3 separate regions of the Mus musculus genome follow, and all the other regions are linked to region 1. A link is a contact called in ENCODE Hi-C data. All regions are on one chromosome and are shown on one strand. The core of a region is the stretch at or near the end of the contact, and the rest is flanking DNA. Distances in the headings are between cores, read along the strand shown.

What was found. A loop is a pair of places that touch in the nucleus more often than their neighbours do.
Region 2: a map of T-helper 17 cell shows a loop between it and region 1 (2.5-fold over the local background). The contact joins the promoter of Oat here to the promoter of Hmx2 in region 1. A Hi-C loop is called at or near these places in 2 of 37 maps with a recorded cell type or tissue (T-helper 17 cell and T-helper 2 cell).
Region 3: a map of ES-E14 shows a loop between it and region 1 (5-fold over the local background). The contact joins the promoter of Nkx1-2 here to the promoter of Hmx2 in region 1. A Hi-C loop is called at or near these places in 3 of 37 maps with a recorded cell type or tissue (ES-E14 and mouse embryonic stem cell).

The regions. Positions count from the first base shown.
Region 1 is chr7:131,552,757-131,555,830 of GRCm38, reverse strand. It overlaps Hmx2 (H6 homeobox 2), which reads right to left and starts at 1,538. Exons shown (of 2, transcript NM_145998.4): 1 at 1,257-1,538; 2 at 1-404. The coding sequence starts at 1,524.
Region 2 is chr7:132,574,681-132,577,850 of GRCm38, reverse strand. It overlaps Oat (ornithine aminotransferase), which reads left to right and starts at 1,453. Exons shown (of 10, transcript NM_016978.2): 1 at 1,453-1,556.
Region 3 is chr7:132,597,930-132,601,234 of GRCm38, reverse strand. It overlaps Nkx1-2 (NK1 homeobox 2), which reads left to right and starts at 1,598. Exons shown (of 2, transcript NM_009123.2): 1 at 1,598-1,922. The coding sequence starts at 1,709.

The sequences.
Region 1 (3,074 bases), core at 289-2,788:
AGTCTGCGCCGACGCGTGTGCCATGTTGGCTGCCTCAAGCTCGGCTGAGAGCTGCCGCTTCCACTTGTTGCGGCGATTCTGGAACCAAGTCTTAACCTGGGTCTCGGTGAGCTGCAGGCTGGAGGCGAGGCAAGCGCGCTCCGAGCTGCTCAGGTAGCGTTTCATGTCGAAGGTAGACTCGAGCTGGTACACTTGGCTGCGGGAGAAGACGGTGCGCGTCTTCTTCTTGGCCGCTCCGGTTTGGCGCTCCGCACCGCCGTCCCGTGGCCGCTCCGGGCCCGGAGAAGGCGAGCCCGCCGGCAAAAGCCTCTCCTTCTCTTCCTTAAAGTCCGGGTGAGAAGGAGAAAGGAATGGCGTGCGCTCCGAGGCCGCAGGCCCTGCGCCTCCGCTGCCCTTGGGGGTACCTGAAGAGTGAGCACAAACAGAATGACCATGGAGTTGATGAGCCTTAAAGACTCTCAGCTCTGCCGGGGACAAGGAGGTTGACTGATGCCTGCATCCTTGATTCCCCTATTGCTAACCCTTTCCTTTTCTACTGCGTCCTGCTAGCGCCCAAAGTCCAGAGCCTCGGCCTTTCAAAGCAGCAGAAGAGGGTTCCATATAATCCGAGCTGGAGGGTCTCCTTCCACTCTTATAAAAGTAAACGTGGTACCGGGTCTGGAATGGGGACATTAACACCATTTTTTAAAGGTGATTTTTGCCTTTGAGGACTGAGCTCTACAAGGTAGCATCATTTTACAGGCCGTTTTCTTTGAGAGTCGGGCTAATTTTATTCATAACTCCTTGGCTGTCCTCCGTTAGCTTTTACCTCTCTGAAACTCAGCACTGTCAATCATTTTAGAGTACTAATCACTTCGAGAAGAGGCCGAGAGGAGGGAAAAGACATAGAGCCTGCAGGACTGACAGAACACCCAAACCAGACCTGCAGAACTAAGTCAGGACAGAAAGTACCCGGCGTGCGAAACCATTTTGGCCAGCATTGTGTACCGCCCGCAGAGTTCCTGGCCCACTCTGGTTCACCCTCCTTCCCCTTACCCAGTCTTCCCCTTACCGCCCCAATATTCCTCTACTTCTCCCCAGCGCCGGCCCTTCCGGCCTTTTCGAGAATGCACCATGGGTGCGTAGTCCCCTCCCCTTAGCCTGGACCACTAGCGGCCCGGCTGTGACCCGGGGATGCCCTGCTCCGCGTCTCCGACAATCACACACCGCATCGGCTCACGCTCACTCGGGCCAGACTCCCGACCTGCGATCCTTACCCAGGCAAGGGAAAGGGATGGGGGTATGGTGCTTAGGGCTTGGCTCCTTGGGGCCGTGCGGATCTGGGCAGAAGCAAGCCGGAGCCTTCCAACCTTCCTCCGGCTCCTCCTCCTCCGAGGACACAGACAGGCTGCGTTTCCTGGCTGGCCACCCGGCGGGCTCCCGCGGTGCCTCGGAGGGGCCCCCGCCCAGGATGGACTGGATGGTGAAGCTGGAGACGCCACCGGCCGCCGGACATCCCTTCCCCACATCTTCCTTGCTGCCCATCCTGGGTTCATAAGAAATCGGAGGAAACCAAGAACTCCCTTTAGAGCGGGGCTGGGTGGAAGGTGGTGCGGGCAGGCGGGCGGGGGGAGGGGCGGGAGGGAAAGCAAGGGGAGGGGGCTACGAGGCTGGCGAGGCGTCCCTTCTGCTCCAGGACGCGCAGGCACCGGACCGCTGTGCGCGGGTCCCTGCCGGCCCGGCTCTGGGTGAGCCCGCCCAGCCCCGGTGCCAATGTCCCTTCCTCGTTTGACAACTCCACCGGTCTCCAGCGACGCGGAGGCTGCGCGGCCTCATTTGCATAGAGGTTACCCGGCCGCGGCCAATCGCAGCGCCGCGGAGCGGCCCCGGAATTTTTTAAAAAGCTGGGGCCGAGCACGCAGCACCGGGAAGCTCCGGGAGCAAGCCTAGACGCGCACTCGCATCAGCTCTGTCCAGCCCGTAACATCTGGGGCTGAAGGCAGCTTAGATTGCAGCCTGTGTTCCTGGTCTTTGCCTTGCCTCTCCAGAAACGAGAACAGCGCCCGGGGTCGAGCTGGTGGGGCTCTCTCACATCCAAGATGCACACCATAGGCTGCTGCCACCCTCCCCAGTCCTCAACCCCTTCTAGCCTCTTGGGAACTAACAGCGCTCTACGAGTCTTCTCCCGCTGCGTTGGGGATTGACAGTATGTGGCTCTCCGCTGGGAGACACAGGAGCAAAGAAATTCTACAGCTCTGGACCTGAAGACCCCGCTGACTAAAGGGGGCAGAGGATTTTGGAAACAGAGTAGCCCCCAAATGTCCCGAGGTTCCGGCTCACATTCCAGCAAACGCCATTTGCACTGTGTGAACTTGAACAAGTCTGGTCCCAGTAGAAGCATCCCTGCCCCCTGGCAAACTTCTTAGTGTCGCCTGCCCCCATTCTCTGGTTGTGATGATGTGTCAGCTAGAAACCTATAAACTCTCAGAGTGCAGAATAGTTATTTCCTAATCCTTGACCGAATACCACACAGCTCGCCTTCCCACACTGCAGCTAAACTCATTTACTTTATTTTGCTGGTAAATACTGGCGGTCTCAAAATGGCTACGCTGCTTCTGGAAGGAAACGAAGTAGGTAGGTATGGGGACTTTTTAGAATTGGACAGGATCCTGTTAAATATAGGTAGGGTGTCTTTGGGCAAGATATGTACACTTTCCACGCCTCGTTTTCCCCATCCTAAAATTATTTGAAGTGTTGCTTTCCTTTCAGAGGTCAAGGTACAGCTTTATAAAACCTGACTCTCTCCTTCCTTCTTGTGGCCTCTCCCTAAGCCCTGACTCTTGCTTGTTTAATCCCTAGAGCACCTGTTACCTGATCTAGAGTCATCTCAACAAAGCAAGCAAAGGGATTTGAGGCGACAGTTATCTACACAAGCTTTATGGAAAGGAACGAGACCCAAAGCTTCCAGCCAAACCTGGCTGCACCCTTAAGGTCCCAGAAACCCTGTTCCCTTCCTTAGACACATGCCAGAAGATCCAAGAGTGAAGAGAGACTGTAGAGTCGGTCCCCACAAATGTCCAGCCTGCACCGTGACG
Region 2 (3,170 bases), core at 204-2,703, 1.0 Mb before region 1:
GTTGAATGTCTTCTATTTGTCTCTCTACCTGGGTCTTCTTTTGTTTGTCTTTACATGTGTCTGGTGTGTTTGTGTACCAGTGTTTGCATGAGTGTGGGTACACAAGGTCTGGTGTCTTCCATGATTGATTCCTACGTATTTAAATATATTTAATTGAGCCTGGGTTTCTCACTTGAACCCAGAGCTCTAGGAATTGTCCTGTCTCTACCTCCCTGAACGCTGGGATTTCAGATGGGTCTCGATGCCCACTCAGCGTTTATGTAGGCTCTGGGGACCTGAACTCTGGTCTCTTTATGCTTGCCCAACAATCACTTTACCTACTGAACCATTTCCTCTGCTCTTTCCCATCCCACTTTCTTTTCCTCCTCTTTCTGATCTTGCTCTGTGTCTAGGGAGGCTAGTTTGTGGGGATTGTCTTTTCTCTTGTTTTCTCAAGTCAGGGTTTCTCTCTGTACCTCTGGCTGCCCTGGAACTCTCTCTGTAGACCAGGCTGGCCTAGAACTCATAGAGATCCACCTGCCTCTGCCTCCTGAGTCCTGGGATTAAAGGTGTGCACCACCACCACTACTACCACCAGTCTTAACAGACTCCTTAGGCTCCTGGCTCCCTCCAAGTAGTCTTTCCTCAAACTCCTCTCTCTTTGGGGTTCTAGAAACCCCACATCTAGCCCTGGATACGTGGACTGACAGTGGCTCTCCCTGGTGTGCCAGTCCCTCCATCCTTGTGCTTTCTTATTCACACACATTCTTTCCAAACTGGAGTGTGAAATCTTTCTGCCTGACCCTGAAGTGTAAGGTAGTGAATCACTGGCCCTCTGTGGTCTACAGCTTTTGGTACAGGATTGGATAACTCTTCTATTCTCTTCATATTTTCTGATTTATAACGAGCGTTATAGACAAAAATGATACCTAAGCACCTTCTGATTGTGTTTATCCTGCAATATCCTTTTCCGGTTTGAGTTTTAACCATGGTAGTGGAGGGAGTGCAGGCAAGTCTATACTGCGTAGCTGTCATTTCCAACCACTTATAACAACAGTTAATAACATCCGGGCGGCGTTTTACAGCTGCAGAGATGATACTAGAAGCATCAGTAATCTGTTTTGTCATTTTGGTACGTGAGGGTTCAAGGTCATGTGGTTTCAGCATTTAAGATATGATGTTGCTCCCAACAGGCTCTTTCAGGAAAGGTTTTGGAAGGTCCCTGGGCTAGAGAAACGCAGTGAGAGGCCACCATTCCTTCGGGCCTCCGTTCCCCTTCGGGTAAAAGAAAGCGAACTGCTCCAAGTTCAGTGCAGAGCTCAAGCGCCACAGGCACAAAAGCAGACTGCGCACTTGGGGAAGGCAGCAGAACTTGGCGCCCGGAGGCTCAAGGCCGGGTGGGTGGGGCGAGAGTGAGCCTCTTGTGATTGGTGTGCGGCCCTCCGCCTTAACCAATGAACTGAGAGAACGGGCGGGGGCGGGACAGACACGTCGTCTTAAACGACCTGACGCGCCGGGCAGCCACATCGCGCTTCGTGGCTGAAGTACAGTCAGTGTCGCTTAGCGGACGCTGTCAGGTACGACGTACGCGCCGGGGCTGGGCCAGAGCGACTAGGGCCCACTCGGTGTTCTGGAGTCTCCGCCGGGGCAACACTGGAATCTCCGGGTCTAGGGCGCCACGCAGGCCCGGGGTGGGGCGGGCTCGGCGTGAGGACGGGCGGGGCACGGCTTGGGCTCACTGTCCCCGGGGGACTCGGCTAAGGGGACTGGGGCCTTGGAGGTCTCGACTTTGAAAAGGCGGCGTTGAGGGCGCGGGGCACCACGAGCAGCTTGGCGGGGGGTGGGTGGGGGGTGGGGGTGGGAAGAGGAGGGAAGGACCCGATCCCTGGGGACAGAACTGCGAACTTGTGGTCGCGTCACCGGGAGGGGGCGCTGATGCGGACCAAGTCCGAGCTCCTTGGGCAGCTTTTACGTCTCGTGGCAGATCATACCCATCCCTCCCCAATCCCCACTTCTCTTCAGTCCTAAACCAAATAAGAGGATTGAGGAAGTGACGTGCACTCTGTGATGAGATGGTGGCTAAGGATTGGCCCACAGGGCTCTCTGCACGAAGAGCCCCCTCCTTAGGCCTTTGACAAGCTATGTTGAACCTCAGTAAATTCCAGTCTAATTGTGGGGAGCTCTTGCTGCCAGCAAATCTTGCCTCAGGCCTACAGCAATGCCCGGGAGTACATTTACCTTGTAGATGTGTCAAGATATATTAAGGGAGGAGTGGTTTTGGAATGAAGTGGCTTTGCTACTTGAATAACCTCTGATTTCTCCACCCTAAATTTTCTTGATCAAACTTGTTAGTGTCTGTAGGTAAATTAATTTTATGTAACTTGTAACTGTACTTTAAATTGTATGTGTGTGATCAGGAATGAATGCGCCATCCGAGGCCAGAGGGATTCGATACCCCTGGAGCAGTTCTTGATAGTTGTGCCATGTAATGTGGGTGTTAGGAACCAAACTCTGGTCTTCTGCAAGCATAGTAGGTGATCTTAACTGCTGAGCCATCTTTCCAGCCCCTAAAACTTTAATTAGTACATATTTTAAAAGGTATTTTTTCCTGTCTCATCTATTTACCTTCCGGTCTACTTTTACTATGGTTATATGGATATGTATTTTATGCTCTTTGCAGAGTTCTTGAGGATGAGCCAAACTGTATACCTGTATACTTTTTTTTTTTTTTAGATTTATTTATTTATTATACGTAAGTACACTGTAGCTGTCTTCAGACACTCCAGAAGAGGGCATCAGATTTCATTATGGATGGTTGTGAGCCCCCATGTGGTTGCTGGGATTTGAACTCAGGACCTTCAGAAGAGCAGTCGGTGCTCTTAACCACCGAGCCTTCTCCCCAGCCCCCAAACTGTATACTTTTAAAAATAGTAATGAATGGGTAGTGATGTGGAGGTGTGTGGAGGGTGCGGTGTAGTTGGTTCAATCCTTTCCCAGTAGTGTTACTTTAGTTGTTTGCCAGTGACGCACTTGAGGTGAATTTTAGCCAGAATATTGGTTACATAAAACAAAGCTTATGTTGACAGACCTTCCAAAAAAAAGAAAAAAAAATTAAGGGCTGCATTTGTGAATGGTTACCTCAGAAAAGTAAATATTTAACAAGCGCCAAACCAAATTTACTTCTCAAGCTG
Region 3 (3,305 bases), core at 349-2,848, 1.0 Mb before region 1:
GCGCGCATTCCCTTGGCAAGGGTGGGGGTCGGGGGTTGGGGGTTCTGGTGGGCTTGGTCTGGGCACTTCCTTCCCTTAGCTTTAAAAGCTCATTCCGTCTTTACTTTAGGTCTGGAGCTGGCTTGAATTTCGGCAAGGCTTTAAAGTCGGCAGGGAATATGGTGGCCACCCCTGGGAGGGGCTGAAAGGTTTGAATGAGAAAAGCTACAAGGAGCAAGCCCCCAAGGACACCTCTTTAATAACAGATTGGATGAGCAGCTCCCAGCACTTTAGTGAGGAGTCCCCTCCTCTTCCTACTTCTTACCTGCTTAGACAATATTAATTGTCAAGACATTGTCTGGGAACCACATGGGGCAAAGAAGAAAGAAGTGGCGGGGGGGGGGGGGGGTTCCAAGGCGGTTCTGTGCAGAGGGGCTAATGCTTCAGAATTTGTCGCTGAAATGAATGCCTTAAAAAAAAAAAAAGGAATATCACCGTGGGTGTGGCTATGCAGACTTTCCCTCACTGCTAATGCCGGCTGTCCTCCCTGGAGACTTGGGGGGCAGATGGGGCCATTTTAATCGGCTCTCATCTCTGGTCTTAAATTCAAACCACTAGGCATCTTTTAACCTTTTCCTTCTTCACGCTGGGAAAGGAACCCAGAGAGTCAATTTCTGATGTTAATGATAGAATCTGTGACTGAGAAGTCCTGACAGGCAATGAAAATGGTATCCGAGGAGGGATACTCACCTTTAGCCAAGCCACCTAGCCCTAAGCCTTCAGCTCTCTGGGCAGGCGTATTTCCATAGACCCCTTTTGACCAGGCCCTGCTGGTCTTCCGAGTGGAAAGAAAAAACTCCCCTCCAAGAAGGTTCCCCCCCCCCCCCCGCACACACACACATATCCTAAGCCATCAGGATGACCTGAAAAACCTTGGCCCAGTCCAGACTCTTGTCATCTGTAGCGCCACCGCTCATCTTTGAACCTCATTTTCCTTCTGTTTGAAACCACAGACTGTGGTTCCCAGGCCACACCCACCTCACAGGGGGGAATGCCTAGAAAATCAAAAGAGAGTGAGAAAGCCCCAGGGCTTTATAAACTGTAAATGCACAGAGGCTTTAAAATTTTTACGTAAATGTGCCCGAAGCCTTTACTGTGGTTCAGGGATGGGGCTTGAGATGCACCGTGCATCATGGCGAAGCAATCAGGTCTGGCCTCTGTGGCATCGCCAGGTCAAAGGAAGATGGCAAGTGCCCCAAGAGAAATAAGTAAACTTCAGTCAGGTGAATGTGTGTGCAGATGAGGTAGCGGAGATGGAATCCTCCCTCACGCCCTTCACGAGTCTCCGCAGCATGGAAAGATTTTCACACAGCATGCCACGGTGACCCGGCGAACCGGGAGCGCGCATTGGCGCGCGAGGGTCCCTCTAGTCAGCGCTCCCTCCCCCCTCCGGCTGCCCAGGATAGTCTCGTGGAGGCTGCAAGCGCTCACTGCACGTGGAAGGGGTCTGGCCAGCTCAAGTGCCAATCCTCAAGCAGCCCCCCCCCCCGCCCCCTTCCCCGCTTCTCTCCTCCCGCCCCGCCTCCTTGCCCCCCTCTACAGCTTCACTTGGCGGGGAAATTCCAGTTCGCGGCTGGAGAGCTGTGGCCAAACCACTGCAGAAGACAGCGGCTGAGCGCATCCAGCCCCGACCCCAGTACGGCTGGCCTCGGGCCCGCGGGAGGCGGGCATGTTGGCATGGCAGGACGTCGGGGCCAAGGCGGCCCCCTCTCACCACAAGATCTCCTTCTCTGTCTTGGACATCTTGGATCCGCAAAAATTCACGCGAGCTGCCCTCCCGCCGGTGCGTCTCGCTGCCCTGGAAGCCAAGAAAAGTTTAGAAGAGGTGGAAGCAGGGCAAGATGCTTGTTCGGGGAATCCAATCGGGTCACAGGAGACCCCTGGTAAGAATGTGAGGCGGTTTTAAGCCTAAGTGGTGTGTGTGTGTGTGTGTGTGTGTGTGTGTGTGTGTGTGTAGTAGTCAAGGTTTATTGGTAGCCTGGGAACTAGAAAAGGTGATCCCGCGCAGGTGCGAAGCGAGCCATCCCTACTTGGAAGAGGACAGAGGTAGGGACGTGGCTGAGATTGCCAGGACCAGTGTGTGCTTTTTTCCTGAACACCTGCTCAGTGAATGAGCGCCACAACTCTGACTGGCTCACATAAACTACAGCTCAGGCTCACTGATCTAATGGAAGTGTATTGTGCTCTCCACGTGCTAGAACCTGGGCGAGGAGCTTGGGATAAAGGTTATGAAAATACCTTCCAACTATGTAGTGTCATTAACACCACTCCCATTTTATGTATGGGGCAACCGAGGCTCGGGCCTTCCCCGGATTAGGTGCTTTTTTTTCAACCACTCGGAAACATCTTTAGAGCCCATGCTCTTTCCCGGACTCAACAGGGGACGCCCCCACCCCCAATAGCTTTTGGTGTTCTCTTCTAGACCTTTCCCCCTTATCCCTGAAGTTGGTGGACACAAAAGAAAGGGTTCCGGAAAGTTTGTGGCTGGAAGAACTTAAGATAGCAGGATTCATGCTTAGTGGGACATGAGCATGGGATTGATTATCTGGGGAGACGCTGAAGGTCTAGGGATTCAGGTCCCAGGGAGGGCTGTATATAGCACAGCCCCTCCTCCTCCTTCCTAAGTTTGGAGGTGATTGTCTGGGGCCCCCGGAAGCCTCTGGTGGCCTGGCTTGGGTCCCGGCCGCGGGCCTGGATTAATTGTTTGGATGGTCTCTCTGTGGGGCCGCGCTCCCCTCCCCCTAACTCCTTGATCGATATTCTATTACTGGCGCCTGCATATCTCCTGCCCGCAGCTTGCAGGTACTGACTTCAAACCCCCTTTCCCTGTCTGATCCTAATATTGTTCGATTAAAACTTACCTTTAATAGATGACATCTATCGATCAGGCCCCGGACAAATCTGAAACTCTATTAACACTACTGGAGAGAGAAGATGGGAAAGGGGGAATTTCTCTTTTTTGGGGGGATGGGGGTTTAATAACTTCTTTTTTAATTGCTAGGAGTTGCACAGCAACATAGGCTCCTAGGGACTAGAGAGATGCACTAGTAAACGCACTTGACATTCCCTATCATAATGCACAGCCGACTTTGCTCTTCCCGGTTTGATAAAGTCACTATACTTTCTTGAAACGGGGTGTCATCCAACATGTACTTCTTGTGTGCCTACTTACTGGCAGATTTGTAAAGGACACTGTACTCCCGAATCTGCTCTCTAGGGTATGTGGATTCAGAAACCAAGAGGGCAAAGTCGGGAGAGGGGAGGAA